Linked DNA regions of Mus musculus: regions 1, 2, 3 and 5 are each linked to region 4. A link is a loop called in an ENCODE intact Hi-C map of the cell type or tissue named here. Cell type or tissue: left cerebral cortex. All regions are shown on one strand. Region 1 overlaps Erc2 (ELKS/RAB6-interacting/CAST family member 2). Region 2 overlaps Erc2 (ELKS/RAB6-interacting/CAST family member 2). Region 3 overlaps Erc2 (ELKS/RAB6-interacting/CAST family member 2). Region 4 overlaps Erc2 (ELKS/RAB6-interacting/CAST family member 2). Region 5 overlaps Erc2 (ELKS/RAB6-interacting/CAST family member 2).

Region 1 (5,000 bases), 120 kb before region 4:
TAGACTATAACTTCTTTAACCACAAGTCAAGAACAACAAATGTGGCTTAAAATACAGCCTTTCCTAGCTTCCACAAATGACCCTTAGAGTGACTTTAAGGTCAAACACTTGGTATGTAAATTATCTGGGTACTTAATGACATAGTTTAGTCAAATCAAGAAGGAGATAATAGGTAATCTTGATGGTTTCTGATAAGCTGGTACTGGATAGAAACAGTTCAACATTTCAAGCCTGGGCACAATGCTAACCTGACTTTGTTCAAGAACTTTCTTAGCTTAAAGGCCAGAGAGTCTTCAGACCTAAGAAAGATGCTCTCAGTACCAGTTGTACTGGCTAGTTTTGTGTCAACTTGACACAGGCTGGAGTTATCACAGAGAAAGGAGCTTCAGTTGAGGAAATGCCTCCATGAGATCCAGCTGTAAGGCATTTTCTCAATTAGTGATCAAGGGGGGAGGTTCCCTTGTGGGTGGGACCATCTCTGGGCTGGTGGTCTTGGTTCTATAAGAGAGAAGGCTGAGCAAGCCAAGGGAGGCAAGCCAGTAAAGAACATCTCTCCATGGCCTCTGCATCAGCTCCTGCTTCCTGACCTGGTTGAGTTCCAGTCCTGACTTCCCTTGGTGATGAACAGCAGTATGGAAGTGTAAGCCGAATAAACCCTTTCCTCCTCAACTTGCTTCTTGGTCATGATGTTTTGTCCAGGAATAGAAATCCTGATTTAGACACCAGTCAACTCATCACCTTACATAGTTATCATTTTTGTGTATGTGGTAAGAACATTTAAAATGTTTTCTCTTGGCAGATTTTAAGTATGTAGTATATTAATTATATTTAACACAGAACAGATAAACTTTCCAGAACATATTCACTTTATAAATAATATTTAGATACATTGACTGACCCTGCCCCATAAATACCACCATTCCCTGTTTTTATGTGATCAAGGTTTTTTAGTTTTCCCATTTAACTGAACAGTACAGTATTCACATTTTATATCTGGCTTATTTCATTTAGTATAATATCCTCTGGATTCACCATATTGTTGCCGATACTCAGACTTGTTTGATTATTTTAATGATTTCACAATGTGTATATGCATCAGGTATCCCATGAGCAGCTTAAATTTGTATAATTTTAATTTGTCAGTTATACTTCAGATAGGCTTGGGATAAATGAACACATAAATAAGAAAGGTGATGAGCTGTAGTTTAGAGATGCCCAACATTTTCTTGTTTGGTTACCAGCTGGCCATTGCTCTAGACTGAGGGACACTTGCAAATGAGCTCCTTGGTTAGGACATTTTTGGGGACTTTCTACAAACACCAAGTCATCAGAATGCTATTTTGGAATTTTACTTTACTTTTATGGATACTATTTATATATGTGTGCAATATAGTTTGGATAATTAAGAGGAACTGTTTTTCATCATTAATACAAGTCATTATTGTGTCCTGTTAAAAATCTCCTAACTCGTGTGTAAAGTTAAACTAGAGACTTTCAATATCCAAATGGAGTTTGGTCCTGAGGACATTGTTGGTTTTAAATGGTTAACAGGGAAACTGACTACTGCCTCTGGGAGTTCCAGTGACTAAAACCTTGTCCACTCAGCTGGCCAGTTACGGTATTCTGCTTGATATTGCAATACTGAGGTTCCCTCAACCCATGGCCAAGTAACTAGATGGAGGCATTGTAACAAGTTCTGTCTTTTAGTTTATCTCTGAGTTCAGCCATTTGCTCCTTGTGTGAGCAAACATGTTTGGAAAATACTCTTTCTGAAGTAGAACCAGGGCTTTCAGAAGCAAGAAAATGGTCCTCTCATAGCACAGTGATTTCAAAATGACTCTAGCCCATGTTTTATAAGTTAAAATATTGAATATGCTGGGTATGGTGATGTATGCCTTTGATCCCAGCACTCAGGAGGCAGGACCTCGTTTGTTCCTGGACAGCCTGCTCTACATAATGAGTTTCCAGGATATCCATGGCTACATAGAGGGACCCTGTCTCAAAAAAAATTGAATATGAGTGTTTTCATATAGCTTATTCAAAGAGCAAAGCTCTGTGAAACAAGTCTGTAGTGGGCATGGAAAGGGCAGTAAAGAAATAGAATTCTCTTGCCTGATACACTGTGGAGGGTTTTTTAATGGCATCCTCGAGGAACCCAGCATTGGCTTGGTAAGGAGCAATGGGTCATATGTTAGGAGAGTGACTGGGAATTCTCAGGTGAAAGAGGAAGAAGGGCTGAAGCAATGAGGCAAGTCAGAGTGAGGTGCTCTGGCAATTTTGTTGTCTTGATTTAGGTTGCTAGGAAGACTGGAGCATAGGAGCCAGTTAATATAGGCTCTGGAGCACAGTAAGTGTCCATATAAGATAGCTGAAAACAATCTGCATGCTGGTAAATGTTCAAGCACTGACTTTTGAAGGGGCAGGGAGGATTATCTCTGATTTGTAGAACTTGTAGGCTTCCATGGTGTAATGACTCCAATCATTGCTGACTATAGCAGTCAAAGTGATGCTTTTGAACACAGAATTGAGAAGATTGGCTCCCGAGCTGCAAGGACCCAATTTCAGAAAGTACTGAGTGTTGTGTGTGATGCTGGAGGCCCTTTCAGTCCTAACATTGCACCCTAATGTATTCACCTCAAGTCACCTTGGCCAATGCAGCCAAAAGTTAGCTTACTATGTGATACATGGTATAAACGAGAGGAATATTATTGGAAATGATTATCGGGCCCTGGGATATGGGTTTTGTTCTGAGGAATTTCTAGACTGGCCTCTGTAGCCAGCAGTCACTTGGAATAGGAGACAAGAGGCTGGGAATGTGTGTTGATTCATTGCTGGGTGAGGGTGGCCCTGGTGGGAGGCACTGAGGAACATGAGTAACTGTTAGATTGGGGAAAGGATATTTTTGTCAGCGAAAAGAAACTACGTACTTTTCAGTCGTTCTTTTTTTCTTGTTCTTTTTCTCCTCTCAGCCTCCTGGAGCGTTTGAGTAGGCAAAGTATGTGGGAAAGAAGTTGAGAATAGTCCAGGATTCCATGTGATGGACGAGAGTAGAAATGAGGACAAAGCTGCTCTTCAACCTGTTGATGGGAGGTGGTTCTTAGAGGAAGAAGCAATGAGGGAAGACGTGTATATAGCTTGTGCCTACTGTGCTGGCCCAGGTGGTATATTATTTATATACATTGTAGTCTTTGTCTCTTACAGTGACTTTGAAAGATTGGCATTTATCCACCTGGTTGCTCAGTTTGAAAACATAGGGATCATTCTGGATATTCCTTTTATCCACCACATCTGATATATAAATGAGACCCAACTATAACTCTGTGTTAGCTTTCTGCTAGTATGACATACTCGTATATCAGCTTTGGGACCAGAGATTGATTTTGTTCATGATTTCATTGCAGGTGGCTTGACATTGTTGCTTTGGGCCTATGGTAAAGCAGACTATTACTGCAGTTGAGGCTGTGGCATTCTATTGAGGTGAGCAGGGTTGCTTATCTCTTAGTAGCTAGGAAGCAGTGGGCTAGGACATATACCACACACAAGGTGTGGTTTTCATGGACATACCCCAAAAGATTCACTCTCTTTGAACAGGTTCCACCTCTCAAGTATCTACCACCCTCCACCTTCCAAAAATTTATCCAGTTAGGGGGTTATCAATGGATTAACTTGTTGAATCGACAAAACCCACATGAGTCAATCACTTTCCCAAACATCATTTCTGGAAATCGTATTGGAGAGGAAACTTTGGACACAAAAGCCCTTGGGAAACATTTCAGATCCTAACCATAACAATGCCACTTCAAATCCACTTGCTTCTCTTTCTCTGCTTCTAACCCCTGAATAGATAGATGCCCATCATCTCACCTGATGCTCAAGTCTCCGGCTCTTCACTCATTCTCTGCAGGACAGCGAAGTAAGGCTTTTCCAGGTGTATGTTGTACCGCTTAACTCTTCTTGTGTTTGAATGCCTTTGATGGTTCTGTTGCCTTTAGAGTGAGCTCAGGATTCCTCTTCATTATCTAACCTGTGTTTGCTTTGCTGCCCCTTCCATCCCATTTAAGAGGCAGAAGCTTTTCAAACTTCCATTCCTGTCCCTTTGCCTTTTCTGTCTGTCTGGGATCTGTTTCCTCTGTTAGTCTTTCTGTGTGAGCTGTCTGTTAAAAGAAGCCCTCTCAGATCTGTGATCTGGATATATCCTCTTCCTGGTGCCTGGTTGCTTTTCCTTGTAGAATCTCTTATTCGGTTTTAATCTTCCCCCATCTCATCTGCCTTGCTCAGTAGACCACTGAGAATGCCATATCTTTTTATTTACCATTGCTTTTTCAGTCTTTGGCCCAGTGTTTGTTATACAGAAGGTAATGAGTTCATTGCATAAATAAAGAAATGGAGCTATAGTCCAAACTCACCTGAACATTATACTTTTTCCTCTATGTCTTGTGTATCTAAACTCTCTCTCATTTCCCCTTCTGCTGCCACGGTTATACAGTGGTAGTAGATACAGGAGTGGCGGTGGACTTTGATGTCTTTGTAATTTGGTCCTCTCATTCATTGGATAATTTCCCAGTGTGACTCTTCACAGCATTCTTACCTTACCTTCCGTTCATGTGTTCAGTACCAGCTAGGCATCTTTGATTGAGCTTCAGGTGACCGGGACAAGGCTGGTACAAAAGTCAGATTCGCTAGATTTCCTTGTTCCAGTTTCTCACTACCAACAGTGCTTTCCTGTACTTATGTGTCTATTTCTGAAGCCAGTGCAATCTCCATGGGGACTTTTCCCGAACTTCAAAGAAGTTGCACTCACCTATCAATTGGCATTTCTCTGTGTTCTCTGATTTAGTAGCCTTTATTCTCTTCCTGCCATCTCTGCTCTGGTCAGATTACAGTCTTGTCTACCCTGCCACTGAAGAGCTTGCTGTTTAGGGCTGGGTTGGCTCCATTATCCCTTGGAATCTATTTAAAATGCCTGTCGGCTTCTGCTCCTGCTGTGAACCTGACCCCCA
Region 2 (5,000 bases), 170 kb before region 4:
TATTGAAGTGAATCATCTCCATTAAGATAAATGAATGGATGGATGGATGGATAAATAAATGTTTTTTCTCGTTCTCTGGCCCAGTTGATCTGGAACTAACCATGTGCCATGAACTCTGCAGTCCTCTGGTCTCAGCCTCCTTAGTGTTGGGATTATAAACGTGCTATCACATCCAGATTCATTGTCTTAAATAAGTGAAAATGTAAATAATTTTTCCTTTAACAGTTTAAAAATATCGTCTTAAACCATTTTACGTTATACACGTGTGTGTGTGTGTCCTGTCTATATGGGAGTATGTCCAGTGCCTGCAGAGGGCGGAAGAGGGGTCAAATCCTTGGACCTGTAGTTATATTATAGATTGTTGTCTGATATGAGTCCTGGGACCTGGCCTTAGATCCCCTGGAAGGACAGTGAGTGCTTTTAACTGCTGAGCCATCTCTCTAGCCCGTTAAATACTTTTAAAGAGAAAGATTATTCACAGGAGAAATTTAAAATAGGAACCTAGCAGAAGTATTGCACAGCTATCAAAATGGTTCAAGAGACTGCCAAGGAAGGGCTGGATACGGTGGTGTATATTTGCCATGCTAACGCTTGTAAGTGAAGGGAGAAAGAGTACTGCAAGTTCAAAGACAATCTGGGAAACATATCAAGACACTATCTCAAAAAAGATCCCCTCACCCTTTCCAAAAACATCAAACTGAACCAACTGAAAAAAAAAAGAAAAAACAAAGACGAAATGAAAAACAAATCCCCAAATAAAAAACAACCAAAAAAAAAAAAACCAAAAACAAAACAAAACAAAAAAAAACCCCAAAAAAGCCAACAACAAAAAAAAACCAACAAAAACCCAAAGTCTTTCTTTTGTTCGTTCTTAATATTTAAGTCATTGTCAAACCATTTTTAAATCTTAGTGGACTCTGTGGTATAAATTTGTGAACACATAATCACTTTGACGTCACCAGTGTGTAGGATGTGGCAGTGAAGGACGCAGGTGTAGGTGTCTATACAGGAGAGTAGCTGGGCTCTCGCCATCCTGGGAGGCTGGAGCTCTTGGGGCTGCTCCTGAGAGTCAAGTCTGAGTGGGTCCTGGGATGCATGTAAGCAAGGACCTGCTTTTTGTTTTAATTTTTAGCTTTGTACTTTGTACTTCTTGTGTGTGTGTGTGTGTGTGTGTGTGTGTGTGTGTGTGTGTGTGTAAGCTAGAGCTCAACTTCAGTGCCATTCCTCAGGAACAAACATTCTGTATTTTAAGATAAGTCACTCATCAGATAGGCTAGACTGGCTGGCCAGTGAACCCCTGTTGTTGGGGTTACAAGCATGTGCCACTACATGCTTTAAACAAACAAACAAAAAACCAGCACAATCCTGTAGGCCCTGGGGATTGAGCATGGGCCGTCATGTGTATGTAGCCTGGGGATTGAGCATGGGTCGTCATGTGTGTAGCCTGGGGATAGTTTACCATCTGAGCTATGTCTTTGCTCCTTTCTGTCCGTTTTCTGTGTATTTGCAGCAGGACCCTTGGAAGCTTCTGGTTTTGTATTTGTGGCTTTCTCATTCCACATAGCATTTGCTCTACTGGGGAAGTGATGGTTTTGTCTCTCTCGGACCTTATTATCTGGGCATAAAATTCTTTGAAATTGAAATCCAAAAGTTACTATAAGTGTTGTAACTGTTTTTCAGGTTTACAGTTAAGTGGAATATGTATGGGAAGAATGAAAAGTAATTTGCATATACTCTTCAATGGTGTTTCTTCACATAGAGCAATAGCAATGAAATAGAGAGAGGTGAACTACCCGCACGTTGGCATGTAGCATTAAGGGTGGTCTGTAGCCAGGTTAAAACACAGAAGTGATCAGAACTTGTGAGGAAAGTGTTATTTTGAAATCAGTATTCAATCTGCCTGTAATAGGAGATTCTTCTAGCCGAACAGTTTCTTTCATAGCAAAGTATTAATGTTAGAGAGTGGGAGGAGGAAGTCCTGGTCCCACCTCACCTGCTCTGGATCTTGGCAGGCGGTGAGACAGTCCTGAGAACCTGGACGCGCTACTTTTGTTGCTGGAGTCTTCCTGTGTACATTGTTGAGTCAGGAGCTAGGTTAGATCAGCATTTCCAAAACATTGTTGTAAGAAATTCCAGTACTCTTTGAGGAGTTTTGAAGTATCCATAAGTAAAAAGTTTGCTTGATCGAATTCAAGCGAGAAATGCCCTTTAGAGACTCCCAGTGCGCCTTGGCATATAGAGGATATGGTAGTCCGAAATAAAGTTGTCTTTTTCACAGATTTTCGCCCAGTGAGTCTCAAATGCATTTGATGACAGAATCCTGTTATCAAGGAATGTATTTGGGGGAAACACTGAACTAAGTTTCTTCCAAAATTATGGGTTTAAAACAGACCATCCAAACGTTGCAGAGCAGCACTAGACGTACCTCATTTCGCCCACTAGATGGCGCTGGTGAATGAGCTATAGTTTGTTCCCCGTGTCTGGAAGGTTCGGGGTTTTGCTTTTTCCTGTGATACAAGAGAGTATGGATCAGTTGTAAAACTGATCATAAGGCCTTTCTGATAACTTTTTATGAGTCATTTAAAGCAGAATAGCGTCATTTGTCAAACTAGCTACTAGCCAAGACCAAAACAGTATGGGGATTTTTCTCAGTCCTGTCTTTAAAAATGAATCCTACTACTTAAATAAAGCCAGGATGCTTTCCAATCATATTTCAGCCAGACAGAATTTAGTTGGACATTTGGGGCGTTGATCAAATAGAGACATTGGGTTTTGAGGCAGTTGGGAATGGTTGCTAGTTTCTGTGACGTGTAAGATGAGCTTTCTGCCACTATTTAGACTTTGGGATCTTTGCAATGTTATCACGCATATGAAGATGGCGGAGACCTGTGAGAAGGTCTCTCTAGGCAGCTGTGCTAAATGTCCTCTTAAAGCCTCTTTCATGTCCTAGTAAATTCTCGATTGGCGTTTTATTATAAGTGACTTCGTTAGGCATAAAGACTTTGCCGGTTTGTGAGTGAGAAAGTCTGTGTTTTACTTAGTCTTACTGTAAGCTTCAGCTCTTGAGAAACACCCCCTGCCTGGAGTTCGTGGAATTTCACACATCAGTTTAAGTATGCCCAGGAGTTTTAAAAACAAAGGCAACTTTACTCAGGAATAGTCTTGCTTCAAGTTTGTTCAACTGAAGGATGTTTGCCCACTAGAAATGTGCTTCTTTTTAATGATGGGAAGGGAGCTATAAAAACATAATGAGGGGGCTTCCAGCGCAGCTCCCTGAATTACCTGCCATCTCCCACTTTGTGGGGAGGGGATTTAGACTCTGTGAGGAGAGCCTCAAGCACCTTCTGCTCTCTACCCTAGTTTTGAAGGTGAGATCTTGGTGAGACTTCTTAGAGCTTGTTCCAGTTTAAAAAAAATATATTTCTGGACACTAAATAGCTCCCCAAGGACATAAAATTTCTCATGCTTGCTGAAGGTAAGTTCTCAATTGCTATTTTTGTACCATAACCAGCAGGTCTTTATCTTCTTTTGCGTTGTGTTGTATATTCTCTTAGTCTCCCCTGTGATGTGCCCAGAGGCTTTTCTCCTAACTCTGAGCTTTAGACATTTCAATGGTGTGGTGCCGAACTATTTGTCTGTTGTTCTCTTATTTAGTAAGAATTTGAGGAATTTAATGGAGTTTTGTGTTTGTTTGTTTTTGTTTTTTTGTTATTTTTGGTGAGGTTTAAAAAGGAGATGTTAGATGAAGGAGCTAATCTTAGCTGATATGCATTGAACTCCGAAGGTTCCTGATGCTTCATCCCTCATTTAAAATACATATTTTTTTCGACTTAGTTTTCATAGCAACCTGTAGGAAGAAGATGCTATTTCCCTGGCATGTCCATATGGGTCAGAAGCATTAAGTAACTTATTAGTGTCACTTGCCTTGCAGTTAGGCTCAGCAAGAACTGCAAACTGGGGCTTTTATGCTTTATATTTTACAGGCATGCAAATGATATGGTATATTTGCATATTAAAAGTACTGGCATCATACTTATGAATCTTTGTTAGACTGAGGCAGGCTGGACCTTGCAGCACGAGGTAGTGTGAAATCTCCTGATAATGAGAACCCCACTGCCAATTTTGCCCCCAGCTCCAGACACTAAGATTTCTTGGCCCGATGGCTTCATAGTCAAATATGTTTGGGCATGTTTCTCAAAACACTGAGTTACTATACTCTGCATTAACAGTGCTTGGCTTTGTCTTTTATGCAGAAAGCCCCTCCAGGCCTCTGTAATGTGCTAAAAAAGATCTTGTCTAAAACTCAAGAAAATAAATAACATAAAACTGTTCTGAATAAATTTGAGTTAAGCGAACAGAACTCTTTTCTGTGTGTGTGTATATTGCATACATACAGTTGTGTACGCCTATGAACACGTGTTCTGTTGCAGCCTAGGACCAATATCCTCCGCAGGGAAGGACATCTCAGAATTTCCATTATAAATTATTTTAGAGGCATATAACGAATACTGTAAAAACCCCCGGACTGCCTGGAACTTAACGTTATTGTGTTTATTGGAGTTGTTACAGGATTGCGAGGAAGCACATAGGCTCCAGTGCATCTTGGCTCTGGAAGGAGGTGCGGATGTGTGTGCCTTGATACGGGTTCGAGGGTTGACAGAAGTGTCAAGGACTTTAAAGCTTCAGGTGGCAGAGGCAAACACAACAGTTGGATTCAGGATACCAACAGAGCAAGTAGAAGATTTGATCTTGGATATTGATTACAAACAGGAAGAACGCACAGCAAGCATATCATGAATTCCATAGGTGAATCCTACCGTATTTTGCTTTTTTAAGCATTAGTTGGCCGGAATGAAAAAATTGCTAATATAATAAACAAAAAAAAAACCCATATTTACCTTAAAAATCAAAACTCAACAGTAACCTCATATGGAAAGCCTTCAGTAATTGTAAATAGGTATTGAAAACAAGCAATGAACACAAACCACATTGAACAAGCA
Region 3 (5,000 bases), 76 kb before region 4:
GAATTAATGAAAGTAGCTACTGTGTTAAGCATTTGGTTTGGACCCACAATAAAACCTAATAAATAGTTGTCATCCTTCTTCTAGTTCTTCCTTTTCCAATACAGTTACATTGTAGATAGTATAATAATTACTACTACAATGATGTGTGGGTTACGCTGGGCATGTAGTATAGAAAAAGGAAATCTACAGAGGCCACAGAAAAGATGGGTGCATTTGTTCTAGCATTTTAAAACTGAGTTAACAAACACAGGAGCCATGAATTGTATTTACTAGAGATTTAATCTTTTAAGTTCTAAAAAAATAAATTAAAGAATTGCTGCCACATTTTCATTAATATTTAATGACAAAATCAATGTTGGCTCATTGTGTCTTTGTGGTGTAACACAGGCAAATGGCGACAGTGGGGATGCTTCAGGCGCCTTCAGCATCTCTTCCTCTGGAAGCTTAGTGCAATGCTCTTGTGTTGTGCTTGGTAGCTTGCCCTGTCGGCGCCCTCGCTTCTATACTTCCTCAAGCATCATTTCTTATGCATTCTCTTGTGTATAGAGTCTGTCACTGGGTGTTTTTTCTCAATTAATCCCACATCTGAATGTAATATTTCTAGTTTCTCTAGTCTGTAAATCAGTAGGTTAGAAATCAGGTTTGTGAGGTAGTCAGGCTTTTTTTGTCACGTAGGGACCTGACTGCTTGCCAAATAAATCATGATGTTGTGATATATTATTTCCAGTTGTTATAAATTTTCAATATTTATTGTACCAGTCATACCAACTCAGGATTCAGTTATTTAATTTCAGTTATATCTGTATTTGAGATGAGAATCCTTCTCTCCATTAGTAAGTTTGAATTTCCTTCTCTCTTAGAGTCAAATTCCAAGCATGCTCACTAAAGCAGCCATAGAATATACAAAGAAATAAATAGGAACAAATTGCTTTTGTGTAAACAAGTGGGCCAAAACATGTACCCTGGTTAACTATATCCAAATATCCAAAACTACATTTTTTTTAACCAAAATGCTTTTCACACACACACACACACACACACACACACACACACACACACACGAGACTCATAGATATGATTATTTTTGCCACAGTGGCTTCGTAATTTGGTTCCTGGACATTAGTGAAATGCACTTAGGTTACCCCCTGTATTATGGACACACAATGTTCACTGAACATTCAAAAGTTTCATGACAAGAGATCCTGTGACCTGAAAACACAAACCCTTCTGAGCACCAGGCCAGTTCTACAGCATGGCTAATCCTGCTCTACTAAAGCTACTTTCTTACATTCTATTCTGGGAATGATGAAATTAAAAAAAAATCCCTTCAGCTTTCTTTGCCTTTTATCAACAGGACACAAAAATTGCTTCATTGGAGCGTAACATCCGGGACCTGGAGGATGAGGTCCAGATGTTAAAAGCCAATGGTGTGCTCAACACAGAGGACCGGGAGGAGGAGATCAAACAAATCGAGGTGTACAAAAGCCACTCCAAGTTTATGAAGACCAAGGTAGGTCCCAGAGGCTCAGCCTTCCATGTTCTCATTGCAAGAAGAAAGTTATAGTTTACCTACTTGCTTCTGCAAAGACCCACATAATCTGCCCTATGTGGAATGAAATACATGCATAGTAAAGAACATGGGAAAATGTAATCCAGAAGGGGGTCCAAGGGAATCGTTAGGGGGTTTCTGCTCTGTGAGGCTCAGGGCTGAACTCCTTTGTGTTTCTCTGTCTCCGGAGTTAGCAGAGTTTCAGTCTTTTCTCTTTCACATTTTCAGCTATCCTCACCTTTTCTTTTGAATCGTAGTCCTGCCTGGTTTCTTGACCATCCTTAGACAGTGCTGTGTAAGAAGGTGTTGCTCTTGTAAGCCTGCTAGCACATCTCAATGCTATTAAGAGATTCTGGTTTTAGCATAAGACAAATAATTTTAAGCCTCAGTGCTTCTATTAAGTCAAATTGTTTAGCTTTTTTAAGCTTGAGTTCCTTTATTCGTGAAATAGAGATCAGAAAAGTAGACCCATCATTGAGCCACTTTCATAATTCCCAGAGATTATTTAATTAAAGCAGAGAGTCAAATTTGTCTGGTCTCCAGAAAGCCCCTAGTACTGACGAGTTCTTGTCTCTCTCTCTATTACTCTTTGATACTTAGGGAGCATTATTAGAGTAACCTGCTCCATTATTTTACATCACTATTGTTATTGTATTTGTTAAAATTTAACTTTGGGCTATATGTGGATGGAGGATCTGAAATGGTCAGTTTTACATATACACAACCATTATGCCTATAAGGAGCCACATATAGGTCTTTTGAGACTTTGGGATGCTTTTTCTATTTTGTTTCTGAAAACCATCACCACTAATTTAATTTATTGCATTTTTTTCTACTTTTGTGTCTTCTTTTTAAATTTTTCAATATTTTAAGTGTTGTATTTTAATAGTCTTTGTTCCCCCATTATATTATTCAACACAATTAGAGAAAGCAGTGGTGGAGGAGGGAGAAAAATTAAGCAGTTTCCTCCCATCTGAAACACATTTATATCCTTTATGTACTTACAAACTATATGAAGAAACAATATACCCAACCTTTACTTCATATGTATATGTGTGTGTATATGGATGCTTCTTCAAGGAGTTTAATCAGACATAGTTCCTTGTTCTGAAAACTCTCTATTTTTAACATAGGCATAGTACTACAAACATTTTTTAGTAGGACAAAAAAATGTGAGTCAAAGATTGGAGATGTCAGAATTAGAATGTCCAGTGGCTTCAAATGAAGCTGTTTCCTTTTGGGAATATAAATACCAATGGCATCCTCTGTTCTCGTCTCCCATCTGGTTTCTTTCTTGCAGTCATATCTTAGAGAGCTGAAGTTCAGTATAGCAAGCACAGTCCTAACCTGTAGACAGTGTCCAAGTCACTCTGGCCTGGAAGATGAGAGGCACAGCTATGAGTAGGAGCTGGAAGTTCTGGGTGGTATTACTATTTTAGATTAAGTTTCTTTTACCACTCTGCAGCTTAACACTGGGAGGTTGAGTGAGTGTTCAAGCAGCCTACACAGCTGAAAATGCACAGAATTGGCTGAGGCTGGCTACCCTGCATTGTGGACTTTGTCCAGGCGAATAGAGCGCCTGCGTTGTCCTCAGGGAGAAGTCATGATGGCTGCTAGCCCACACCTGTCTGCGACCGTATCCTTGAGTTCCACTTCACTCCTCATGGTAGTTTCTTTAAAGGCTTCTAGAAAGAGACTCGACCAAAGAATGCAGAGAAGATCTTGAGGTGGAATAATGTAGGGGGTGGGGAAGTGTTGACTAAAGACTTGTGCTGACTCAGGCCCATCTCTACCTTGTCTTTGCTAGGAGAGAGGTTCTGGGGACAATTATGTCACCCAGCCATACTTTCTATCTCTATAAAATGGGACAGCACTGTCAGACTTAGAAAATGACTCACAGAGATTAAATGAGAGTTAAAAAGACAATGTAATTAGGTGCCAGGCTCAAAAAAGTAGTTAAATATTGTAAACATTATTCTTGACGAACTATAACCCAATTAATCATAGTGATAAAATACTATGATTATTGAACTGACTTGGAAAATGGCTTTGAAATGAATGCAAATAAAAATGTGTTATACCTCATAAAAATGCTCCTTATAGACTGATAAACTTCAGTTGAAATGTGCCAGTAGGAGTCAGTTCTTATGTTTTCTGGTTGAAAGCGTGTTGTTACTGGATTGAACCATAACATTTTATTGCTTATTTCTTTACTGACTTTTCTTGGTTATCCTCCAGTAAAGAGTGAGCAGGATTCCTTATTTAAGCCTGGGGCTGCTGCCTGTAGTCGGTTGGCAGGGACATATTTGAACCAGCTGTGAAAAGGGCCATGTACCCACCATTTGATATTGACCTGGGGACTGGAACTGGAGTAGGTAGATGGGTGAGGCTCTGAAAATAACTGTGATTTAACGAAACTAGCACTGAAGACCTAAATTGTTTGTTTTCTCCCAGATTGTTTTTGTAAACATGGCAGCAAAGCAAAACCAGCACAGCATATTTTGAGAGAAAGTGGAAAATGAGCTGTCAAAATGTAGCAGCAGGGTTTTAGAATTTGAACTGGTATGAAGGTAGAAGTACCGAACATATTGGAAAGGTGGAAATCCTTGCTCTTAGCAAGTCCTTTGACACATAACCATTAGCCACAAGAGCTAAAGCTCCCTGAAAGACTTCCTGTCCTATGCAATGCTTCCTTGATGGAACCTCGCATTTCTACTCTTCCTACAAACGGTAGAGAATTTAGACTCTGAAACCCAAGCCTACGAGGCTGTGGGAAGCACGAGTTACTTTCAAGTACACCATAAACCTCTGAGAATGTAACGAAGCATATACACAATTGCTTTCCCAAAAATCTATGATATCTCCTTTCTCTAGAAGGCTTTGTTCCTAGCCTAACACAGTTTTTGTTTACTGACCACACTATTTCTGTTAGCTGTTCCCTCTGTCTTCACTGTTTGCCAAAGGTGCCACTGTGCTGTTATCGGTCTCCCCTTAACACATTTCTTTTTATAAGCCTCTGACAGATTATAAACCTCTTAACCTGCCGAATGATAACAAGCATGTCACTTTCTTGACACCGGGGGATGATCTGCAGGGGAAAGAAAAGGCTGTTTCCCTTGGCTGAGTGGGATTTTTAGGATGTTGGTTGTGTCACAGTGATAAGTGGGGGAACAGTTCTCAGAGAGAATGAAGTGTGCCTGACATCCACGCGGACTTCATATGGAGCAGGTGATGTAATTCCAGTGGGCTGTTCTGGCCATCACAGAGAAGCCTTCCCTGGCTCCAGTCTGCATGGATGTTCAATTGCATCACTTTCCATTTTTATTGAGTTTATGGCCGTAAAAGAAGCAAAAGGCATATTTTTGGAAATAAGTGATTCTTTTTCCCCCCTGTAAAATGTATTCCCTTCAGAAAAGCCTTTTTTAGTTATTGTCTGCATAAATATTTATTT
Region 4 (5,000 bases):
GTTTTGTCTACATTAAACATAAACATCTACTTCCGAGCAGGCCTGGATTAGAGCAGCATAAGTTTTGGATTAGGGTGTGTTGGTACGGAATAATAATAAGCTCACGTCAAAGTCAAAACTGCAATATTATGTCGTTGTTGGCAACCTGCACTGTGGTTTCATGCTAGAGGAGCAGGCTATGTTCTTTTAACTGGAGCTGAATAAAGAGAGAAGCTCGAGTGGCAGGTCACCTCTGACCAACCTTTTACAGGAAGACAGAACACTCAGGATGGACTTTTGACCCCGATGTCATAGTTTGCCAAGGTACAGAATATTTTACTAGGAAACAAAATTGTGCTTGTAAGTGAGTGTTCACTGGGCTATCCACTTGATGTTCTACCAAAGGCAAGAAACACGAGTTCTGTTTTGGAACCATAGCCTTTTGTTCCCACACCTGGATACAACATTCAGCTGATGAGGTGATACTTGACTATTGGGTTTTTGTAGGAAATGCTATAAAACCTTGATGACAGTGTACATTTGGAGCGTCTATAGTACCCATGATTTTAGGACATGGTAGCGATATTTAAACCACAGCAGTTTTCGATTGCCATGAAGCTCATGGATGCTTAGAACATAAACTTGCTACCCAAGAATTTGCTGTAAATTTTCAATATCCATTTTCATTTTAGGTCTCAGTTATATGAGCACTGTAAATGCATATACCAGGGGTGCTTTATATAGTGAGGGAAGAACAAGCAGTGGATATGTAGATTGCCTTCTGACTGGGAGAATGGAAGGAAGGGCAAGTGGAGTTGGCTCCTGTGCATGGTGTGTATGGATCTGCTAACTTCAGCACCTCTATTCTCCGTGTTTGGGATTACAGTGGTTGAAGTTCTGACAGACAATAAACTTAGGGGTAAAGATGCACTCTTTTACTGAATTTTCTCTGTCTTAGGGTTTTTATTGCTGTGAAGAGATACCATGGCCACAGCAACTCTTATGACAGAAAGCATTTACTTGAGGTTGGTGTTTAGTTTCAGAGGTTTTGTTCATTACCATTATGGCAGGAAACATGGTGTCATGCAGGCAGACATGGTGCCAGAGAAGTAGCTGAGAGTTCTACATCTTGATCTACAGGTAGCAGAAGGAAGACTGAGAGACACCAGCCAGACTTAAGCTTCTGAGACCTCAATGCCCATTCCCAGTCACCCACTTCTTTAACAAGATCATACTTCCTAATAGTGCCACTCACTGTGGGCCAAGCATTCAAACACAGGAGTCTGTGGAGGCCATTCCTACTCAACCACCACACTCCCTGTGTGTGGACCAGTAACTTCTACAGTTCTGAAGGTTCGTGTGTGTGTGTGTGTGTGTGTGTGTGTGTGTGTGTGTGTGTGAGAGAGAGAGAGAGAGAGAGAGAGAGAGAGAGAGAGATCCTCTTGATCTCAGGAAGCTGATATTGTGGTAGGTATTAATTAATTAACTAATTAATTAATTAACATTAGGTATTAATGCCTAACAACCCTTTAGGCAACTGCATGTGACATGCTATCGAAAGCATACTCTTTGGTAGTGTATATAGCAGAACTACTTGTGACTACTTTAAGCCATAAAAATCTATAAGAAAAATATCTCAAACCACAATAATTAGTTTTAGAAACAAGATTATTTATAATTAAGAACTGTGTCAAACTAGGAGGCCAAAAGGAGGAGGCACACCTCGTCAGGGCTCATAACTAGAGGTAAATGAGCAGTCAAGTGTCACCTCCATTGATGGATGCCCTCACACCCTTCTCTGTCACATTGCCAACTCAGGAGGGATTCAGACTTTTAGGACTGCCTTGAATTATGTTCACATGTGCCTCTTTGACAGGATGTACCCAAGACCCTTCCTCTAAAAAGCTCCAACCTCCACCCTTGAGTTTTGAATTCATTTATATGTCATATCCTTTAGAAATTTTTTTTGCTGCTACTGCAGTCTGGGAGAGATTTTGAACTCATAAAGAAGATAACTTCATCTCTTTGCAAAATTCTTACCACATGTTAACCTGCCTTCTATCAAAATATACTGGGCTCTTGATGAATAAGAACTTGGGAAAGGAGAAATTTCTCTGAGATCTACTTCTGTCTTTAGAATAGTGTCATCTATGAGAAGAGTCATTTGCCCCAGTGAAATGTTAAACCCACTCACTGTTCTGGGTATGGTACGTTCTGTGTAGGCTGCAGGAGGGAACCATCCATGAATAATAATGCTCAGAGGAGGAGATGACTGTTGCTCTTCCCACACCTACCACCTCCAGCCTTGGCTCTGTTCACTGCAGTGAGATGTGCACCTAAAGTAGGGCCTAGTATATGCAAGCTTGTTCTGCATCTCAAGGCAGGAATCCAGCTGGCAAACCAGGGGTTGGATCTGGAACCACACTAGTGGTCTTGGGTTTAAGGCAGTATAATCTCAACTCCCATTCCTGCTTTGCAGTGAGCATTTGAATTTTTGTTTGCCACAGCTGGGAGATGGTGAGATGCATCTGTACCTGTAGCATCCAATCCAGGGATGCTCATTAGTGTATGTTAGGCAGATCATACCTGCAATAATACTTACACAGAGAAAGCTGTTCACAGGAGTCATTCCCTTTATATGTGGCCTACCTAGTCATCTTGACTATCTATTCCCCCTGCCTATAGATAATGTTTCCTTAAATGCATTTTACACAGGTTAACAGAATACCTCTGGGCTCTGAATACCTCAGCCAATATGTGTAGCATTTTCCCATGCATCCTCTGTAGGACTTTCAAGGCTTACAATGATAATTATGATGTTGATGTATATGTGTGCCTTTGAGTATTGGCAATGATGCTGGCAACTTGACCCAATATAGTTATAGCTGACAATGGAGTCTCAGTTGAGGCTCTGCATTAGAGTGGGCTGTGGCCATGTCTATGGAGGATTGCCTTTTATTTTAATCCTCTTTACAGTCTAGGTCCTTTATTTCTTTTTGTACATTAAGCTAGGACTCCACAGGGAAAGGGATCCAGCAGCTCAGGCTCCTTTGGTAAACCTCACAAAGTGGTTCTCTGGATGGAGCAGGCTGGCACTTTACCTGAACCCAGGTGTCCTTCTCTCTGGTTTCCCTTTTCTTCTGATCATTCTCCTTTACCTACTTCAAGAAGCACACATAGAGTGCTTAATGTGCTCAGTTCACACACTGAATTCTTTGGCAAGAATCCTGCCCCTAACTTGTTTACAGTGAGGCTCATTGCATGATGGGTGATGCTGTGTATGCTTCCTGTTTTGTGGTGGACTCTTCCTGTTTTGCTGTGGCATTCATTATGGGCAATCCTTTATGAACATTCCCCATTCCCTTGATAGCTACACTATCACCCTTGTTGTGGACTCACATGTATGGGACCAAAGTATCACCACCAGTTTTCCTAAAAAGCATGGAGGAAACATGGTGGTGCCTCCTCCCTTCCCTTTGTGTTGTGCATTTTGGTGAGTTTCTAGATGAGTTCTTGTTTTGTTTTGTCTTGTTTTGTTTTTTCAGACAGGGTTTCTCTGTATAGCTCTGGCTGTTCTAGAACTCACTTTGTAGACCAGGCTGGCCTCGAACTCAGAAATCCGCCTGCCTCTGCCTCCCGAGTGCTGGGATTAAAGGCATGCGCCACCACGAGTTCTATGGCTGAAAGATGGAGCATTGTTTTAATTGTTGACTTAAGTAAGAGAGTCCAGTCAACCGTGGGTAGCACTATTCTTTTGTACTGTATGAAAAAATCTGAGTATAAGCCTGTCAGTCTGCCTGCCCCTCTGCCTGTCTGCTGCCAGCCTGCTGCTTGCCTGCCTCTCTGTTTCCTGTCTGCCTGCTTAGAGTGTGCCTGCCTGCCTGCAGCCTGCTTCCTGCTTGCCTGTCACCATCCTCTCTGGTTCCTTCCTCTTCATTGGCTACAAAGTCATTTCTTGGTTGGAGGTAATGCTGTGTGAAATAGCAAGCAGGCATGCTTTTACATTCCTGTCTTGTGTTTCTACCTTTAATTCCCTCAATGGTGGACTTAACCTGGAATTGTAAAACAAATAAACCTTTTTTCCCCCCTCAATTTTTCTGGTCACAGCAAGAGAAATGAAACCAGTGTAGCATGTAGTTTTTACTACCCTGCTTTAAGCTCCAGGTGGGCCACCCTACAATCCACAGATGAAACACACACACACACACACACACACACACACACACACACACACACACACACATTTTTAATATGCTTTTAGCTCAATGGCAGGCCATTTCTAAGCCTCCTGTGGCTAACGTGCCCTTACCTTCACTCTCAGCTCAACACTCCTGACTATGCCCTCACTTAGTTGCCTGGTTAATTTCTCCTTACTCAGCACCCTAAATCTCCCCTCAGCTCAGTTGCGCTTCTAATCTCCTGCCTACTACCCCAGGCCCAGTTGGGGAAGTGGCCAATGGTCACTCCACCTGAGATCTCACATAGCTGATGGCTGTCTCTCCCTCCAAAGCATGGTGAATCCCCTTTCTTCCTCCTGCGTCTCATTGCCTGCCTGTGAAAACCTGGAAGCCCCACCTCTTCTACCTAGCCATTGGCCACTAGCATCTTTATTGATCAATCAAGAACCAATTGGGGAACAGGACCTCCAGCAGATTCCCAAAGCATCTAAACCACGCCCTACAAACCAGGACAGTGATGCTTGAACTATTACTATTGTTCTATGTTTTAGAACTTTTATATACATACTTAGAAAGAATATAAATTATTCTCTTTTGGATTATTAGAATGATTAGTATTTAAGTTTTTCTGGTCACTGTAGTCATGGTATTGGTGAACTGTACACAAGGGAATGTCTCCCCTTCCAGGAGGAATGAGATGAGCAAGGAGTAGTTTTTGGAAATGTTGACGACTAAATCTTGTGCTAAGGGGCTTGGAATTGCTGTCTAGTACAGGCACCAGGAGTAGCATTTCCAAGGCTTGGCAGGAAGAGGCAGCACAGTGTGTTTGGGGGATCAAAAGTA
Region 5 (5,000 bases), 120 kb before region 4:
AACCTCTATAAATTTCAATTTGTTGGTATATATAACAGAGATAAAGATTAAACCCACAGGCTGGGGAAATGGCTCAGTGGGTGATGTTGGTTATGTAAGCATAAAGACCAGATTTCAGCTCACCAGTTCCCACATAAAAGCTTGGTGTGGTTGAATGTGCTTGTAATCTCATCCCTTGTGGGTAGAAACAGACAGAATCTGGGGCTAGCCAGATAGCCATTCTCCTGAAAATGGTGAGATTCAGGGAGAGACCCTGTCTCAAAAATAGAGTGGAAAGCGACTGAGAAAGACATCCCCAGGTAAGCTTTTGGCCCGCACATGTCCCTACTCAGGCAGGCATACCTATGTGCACTCACACAGGTACATACATCCTTATAAACACATACACATGCTTGTATGTACACACACACACACACACACACACACACACACAGAATGGGGGTGAACATTAAAGAATGTTAAGCTATCTGGATGCTGTATTTTGCTTGTTCCACCTTGGGTCAGTTATGGTCTGGAGACACAATCATAGGGTATGTGCAGTGTCTTAGGAAATGGTGTCTGCCTTGGATTCTATAGAGGAATTGTTCCTAACTTATTCCATCCATCTGTCCATTTATTTATTCATCTATCTGATCTCTGGGCCTTGCTCTTCCTGACTTTTTGGTGTTAGCCTCTTCATCTGCAAACAAAGATACTCCCGGACCTCATGGGGTTGTGGGTGGGAGCTGTATCAGAGTCAGCAGGAGGGGACTCTGAACTGGCTTAAGCTTAGAGAGCATGAGTGCAGTGGATGACAGGTGTGTTGGTTTAGCTGCACACTCTGGGTGTACTGTGCCATGGTGATGTCAGCAGCCTACTGAACCTGTGCTCACATGACCATGGGGAAGCTCCTCCAGATACTAAAGTACTTAGTTACTAAAGCTCAGAACTTTATTCCTCTTGATCCTGTATTGGGACCTGAACCCCTGGGTAACACAGTTTGCTCACGGGTATTTTTTCTGCTTCCCACCAATATGCCTTTTATACCAGCTGGTGCAATGTAGTCTCTACCATGGATTCCCCTGTGTCAGCTCTGCCTGTGTCTGACCTTCACCTGTGCCCCGTTGTTGCCCTTCCATCCTTGCTGCCTTCTGCATACTGTACTTTGGCATAAGGCCCCTCTGCCACATTGTGACACCTTCTTCTGGCCTCCTTTTAGAGAATGGGTCTCTTTTTCACTGCCCTTCTGTGCTTGCTGATCTCAGCCTCCTCTAACTCCAGACTGTCAGGAGGTCATTAGAGTTTCACTTGGATCATACTGTTAAGTTGTTACACAGCTAACACTTACTTAACTGTGTTCCAGATACTCTTTTAGATGCGGCTGCCAACTGGCTTGCCACCTAGTAACCATTTCATCCTTACAACTCAACCCAGAAGGTTCAGCTATTGTCTCCTCACACCTGAGGCCATGAACAACAGAGAGATCCAGTCCCTTGCTCCAGGTTTCACAGTGGATTTATGGCACATAATCCATAGGGGATAGAAATGGCAAAGCCAGCGTATATATCTATATGTTTCACAGAGGGAGGACCCACTCACCATTTCCAGAGATGTGGGGAAAAAAAGTTCCTAGATGCCAAATTGTATTGTGTTTGGGAACACAGTCTTCAGAACTCTCTTTCCGTACAACAGTGACAATGTTGTCACCTCTCTTATATTAGAGAAGGAGTTTTATTCCTGCTGGCCAAACCATATTCATAAAATATGAACACCAATATTCATAAAATAAGAGAAACCCAAAAAGTAGCCCAGGATTTCACAGAACTTGCTGCAAAAACTGGATGGCAAGGCTTGGAGCGAGTATGGAGCTGGCTGATAGACAATCCCGCAGGCCATTTGTGCTTACCATCAGTACCCTGAAGCCCCTACTACAAAATGATAGCTTAAAGGCTTAATATGTGGGACACCATGAGCCCAGTGTTTGAAAGTTCTACAAGGGATGCTAATATCCAGCTGTGTGTAAGGACCTGCTCTGGAGAGGTGGGTGGTCCCTGCTTGTGCAGGTGAAAGTCATTGATAGTACACTGTCCTGTGCATGCCTGCACATAACATTTCTGATACAAGAGCATATTTGTTAAATGTAGAAAAGCATTGGTTCTATTACGAATGATGGGAAGGAGTGGTATTTTATAAGAAAAGTCCCTGGGAGAGAGAAATGGCTAGATTTCTAGCATAGAAGAAGAACAATTAGATGCAGTGCTCTGTGGAAACTGTACCGTGTAGGTCTCAGTTGTACTTTGGAGTCTAGCAGAGATCTTGGGTTCTGCACTCTAAAGGCCCTACTTCTTGAAAACCAGGTCTGAGATGAGCACTTACCTTCTAAGCTTGGATATGGATTATATGTGATAGCTCATTATCAAGCAATTAGCAAATGCTTAGACATGGCCAGAGCTACTAAAGAATATGATCAAGGGAAGGGAAATCAGAGAGAGTGGGTTGACTTAACACAGTGAGGGAGAGAAGTTTCCAGGTAGAATTCTGTGAAGTATGACTACCCTTCCAAGCATCAGCTCAGTGACTCATTACTGACACAAAGGAGCTTGAGGAGAGTGAGAAACTTGACCGGCTGGTTTCCACGGACGGTCCCTTCCGGTTCTGTGAGCCCTTACACTATAAGTTATAGATGAGTGTTTGAATGACAGTCTCTAGCCAAAGAAGGACCATGTCCTTTCTGTATAAATGTTATTGTCACCACCTCCTTCCCTGTTTCCTCCTATGGTCTAAAGCGTGGAGCATGTGTCTAACCAGGGACATTATCTGTTTTGGAACTGCCCTACGCTCTGTGATCTGCTACCATCTGGACTGTGGGGGTGTGCAGGGAACACTCTGTTGATTCATTTGCCACTCCCTTCTGGCATCTCTAAAATGGGCCTCTGGCTAGAGCTGGTGAGCAGCCAGGCCCTCCCTCTCTTTCTCATACCTTTTCAAGTACTGGAGAAAGAAGAGGCCATGAGAGAAAGCTGGTAAAGATGCAGACAGGTGGCATGAACATGGAGCTGCCTTAGAGATGACTGGGAAACTTGGAATCTATGTTTTAGAATGTGTGCTGCTAAGCGTGATATGAAGAAAGTGCTCTCCGATGGCACTTGTGGAGTCCTGGGATGCCAAGAAGTGCCCTAGGAGTTTCTGCAGTAGACTGTGTTGGGGCTCTTGTCCCTGGCCTCTACTTGCTACACTATTAATCTTAGCACTACCACATCTTTTCTATTTGCTTCTTTCCTCTGCAGAGATCTTGCTTCCCATAGTTCGTTACATGTTGACTGCTGGTCATACTTCAGGTTTTGGTTTGAATGTTACCCTCTCCTGTAGACTTTTCCTGGCAGCCAGATTAAATTTATAAGAGGATGATAACACAAGAAATAAGGTACTTAATTGATAGTACATTGAGGAAGTGGATCGTACATGGATTAACTGGTTCCCAGTATCATTCTTTCCTTTTTCATTTTGGGGCTGCAGTGAGATAGGGGATTGTGTTTAGACAGAGTCTTTGTGTGTGTGCGTGCACGCCTGCCTGCCTATCTATCTATCTATCTATCTATCTATCTAGACAGACAGACAGACAGGCCTGGAACTTACTGTGCAGATCAGGCTGACCTCTAGTTTGTTATCCTGCTTTAGTGGCCCAGTTTCTGGGATCACTGTGCTACATAACCCACACACTTGGCATCTCTTGTCATTTGCATCTCAGCATTTTCTTACACTTAAAACACTTACTGTGGCTCTGCATATTTGTAGCTTTAACCTGTTTTACTATTTGGTATTTTTTTTACTAAACAAGCAGCCTCAATGATAGCAGGGACCACTTAATTCCCCTTTGTCCCTAGGACATGTCACAGTATCTTATACATAGTAGGCAGTCCATTGATATGAGAGGGAATGTATTAGTTATTTTTCATTTTGCTGTAATAAACCACTAAAATCAAAGCAACTTACAAAAGAGAGTGTTTAATTTGGGGCTCATAGTTCCAGAGAATGAGAGTCCATGCCCATCTTGGCAGGGAGCATGGCAATAGGCAGGTAGGTGTGGTGCTGGGACTTTTGAAACCTTAAAGGCCCCCTGCCAGTGACACACCTCCTTCAATGAGACCACACCTTCAAATCCTTTCCAAACAGTTCCACCAACTTGAGACCAAACATTTAGGAGTAAGATCCTACGGGGACATTTTCATTCAAATTACTACAGAGGGGAGCAGATGGCAGATGGACTGAAGGGGGGGGTGGGGGGATATAAATTCACTTATGTCTCATGTTTGAGTTTTCTTTGGAGGGAAAATAAATGCAAATCTGAAGAGTTACACTGCTAAAATAAAAGCTTTCCAGCCACTAAATAGAACAAAGGGAATGGAATTTACCCTAATCACTCCTTGCTGGCTCAGATCAAACCAGGTTGTTACAACCTCTGAGTCATGAAATGTAACAGGTGCTGATTTGGCCTGACTCAGGGCCCCTGGCAATACTTTTATGGATAAGGATGCTGTCTCCATGGCCTGTAGGAGATAAAGCTATGACTCAGGTTTGGTACACTTGCTGGAGATGTGCCTTTGGTGACTATAATGAGAGTTCTTACTGCCTAGAAGCCTCCAGCAGACTGTAGGCAGTAGCTAGCAGGAATAGAGGCAGTGGGCAGCCTACAGCCCTTGCCTCAGGGTGGTATAGACTGTGCAGGTCTTTTATTTTTTATTTTATTTATTTTTTTTATTTTTCAGCTCTACATTTTCTCAGCCTCAAAATCAGTGCCCGTGCACACTTGTTTAAATTGTCTCTCTTTTCTGTGTCCCTTTTCTTCCTTCTGTAGGGTTTTCCTTTAGTGCCCTCTATAAACAACCTTGGTTTGGGCCCTACCTTTCAGCTATAGACCTAAGGTATAAAAGCAGACCTAGACCTAACATATAGCAGTATTACTGAGAACACCTGACTTTGCCATGGGTGGATAGAATAGTGTTCATTAGTAAGAAGGATTT

What was found. Peaks named below come from ENCODE experiments on the same cell type or tissue, not always from the same donor. Only the 100,000 strongest peaks of a DNase experiment are listed, where the experiment ranks them.
Region 1: it touches region 4 in a loop (11-fold over the local background); 2 of 42 quality-filtered maps call a loop at or near these places.
Region 2: a loop joins it to region 4, with 2.4 times the contacts of the local background. A loop is called at or near these places in 2 of 42 quality-filtered maps.
Region 3: a loop joins it to region 4, with 2.3 times the contacts of the local background. A loop is called at or near these places in 2 of 42 quality-filtered maps.
Region 5: it touches region 4 in a loop (10-fold over the local background); 2 of 42 quality-filtered maps call a loop at or near these places.

The regions. Positions count from the first base shown.
Region 1 is chr14:27,849,873-27,854,872 of GRCm38, forward strand. All of the region lies in intron 4 of Erc2 (ELKS/RAB6-interacting/CAST family member 2), which reads left to right. Among named protein-coding and RNA genes, the nearest start is that of Gm45645, 11 kb to the left of the region's middle. In left cerebral cortex, no CTCF peak of the experiment used is centred here; a DNase peak (open chromatin) is centred at 2,950; H3K27ac peaks cover 637 bases.
Region 2 is chr14:27,805,834-27,810,833 of GRCm38, forward strand. The region is part of intron 4 of Erc2 (ELKS/RAB6-interacting/CAST family member 2); the gene reads left to right. Among named protein-coding and RNA genes, the nearest start is that of Gm45645, 33 kb to the right of the region's middle. In left cerebral cortex, CTCF peaks have their summits at 2,433 (motif pointing right) and 3,095; DNase peaks (open chromatin) are centred at 992, 2,450 and 2,994; H3K27ac peaks cover 206 bases.
Region 3 is chr14:27,897,212-27,902,211 of GRCm38, forward strand. Erc2 (ELKS/RAB6-interacting/CAST family member 2) reads left to right here. Exons shown (of 20, transcript NM_001347497.1): 6 at 1,355-1,510. Among named protein-coding and RNA genes, the nearest start is that of Gm34996, 23 kb to the left of the region's middle. In left cerebral cortex, no CTCF peak of the experiment used is centred here; DNase peaks (open chromatin) are centred at 3,045, 4,360 and 4,800; H3K27ac peaks cover 313 bases.
Region 4 is chr14:27,973,621-27,978,620 of GRCm38, forward strand. All of the region lies in intron 8 of Erc2 (ELKS/RAB6-interacting/CAST family member 2), which reads left to right. Among named protein-coding and RNA genes, the nearest start is that of Gm34996, 99 kb to the left of the region's middle. In left cerebral cortex, no CTCF peak of the experiment used is centred here; a DNase peak (open chromatin) is centred at 2,249; H3K27ac peaks cover 1,297 bases.
Region 5 is chr14:27,857,988-27,862,987 of GRCm38, forward strand. The region is part of intron 4 of Erc2 (ELKS/RAB6-interacting/CAST family member 2); the gene reads left to right. Among named protein-coding and RNA genes, the nearest start is that of Gm34996, 16 kb to the right of the region's middle. In left cerebral cortex, no CTCF peak of the experiment used is centred here; DNase peaks (open chromatin) are centred at 121, 2,861 and 4,518; H3K27ac peaks cover 1,349 bases.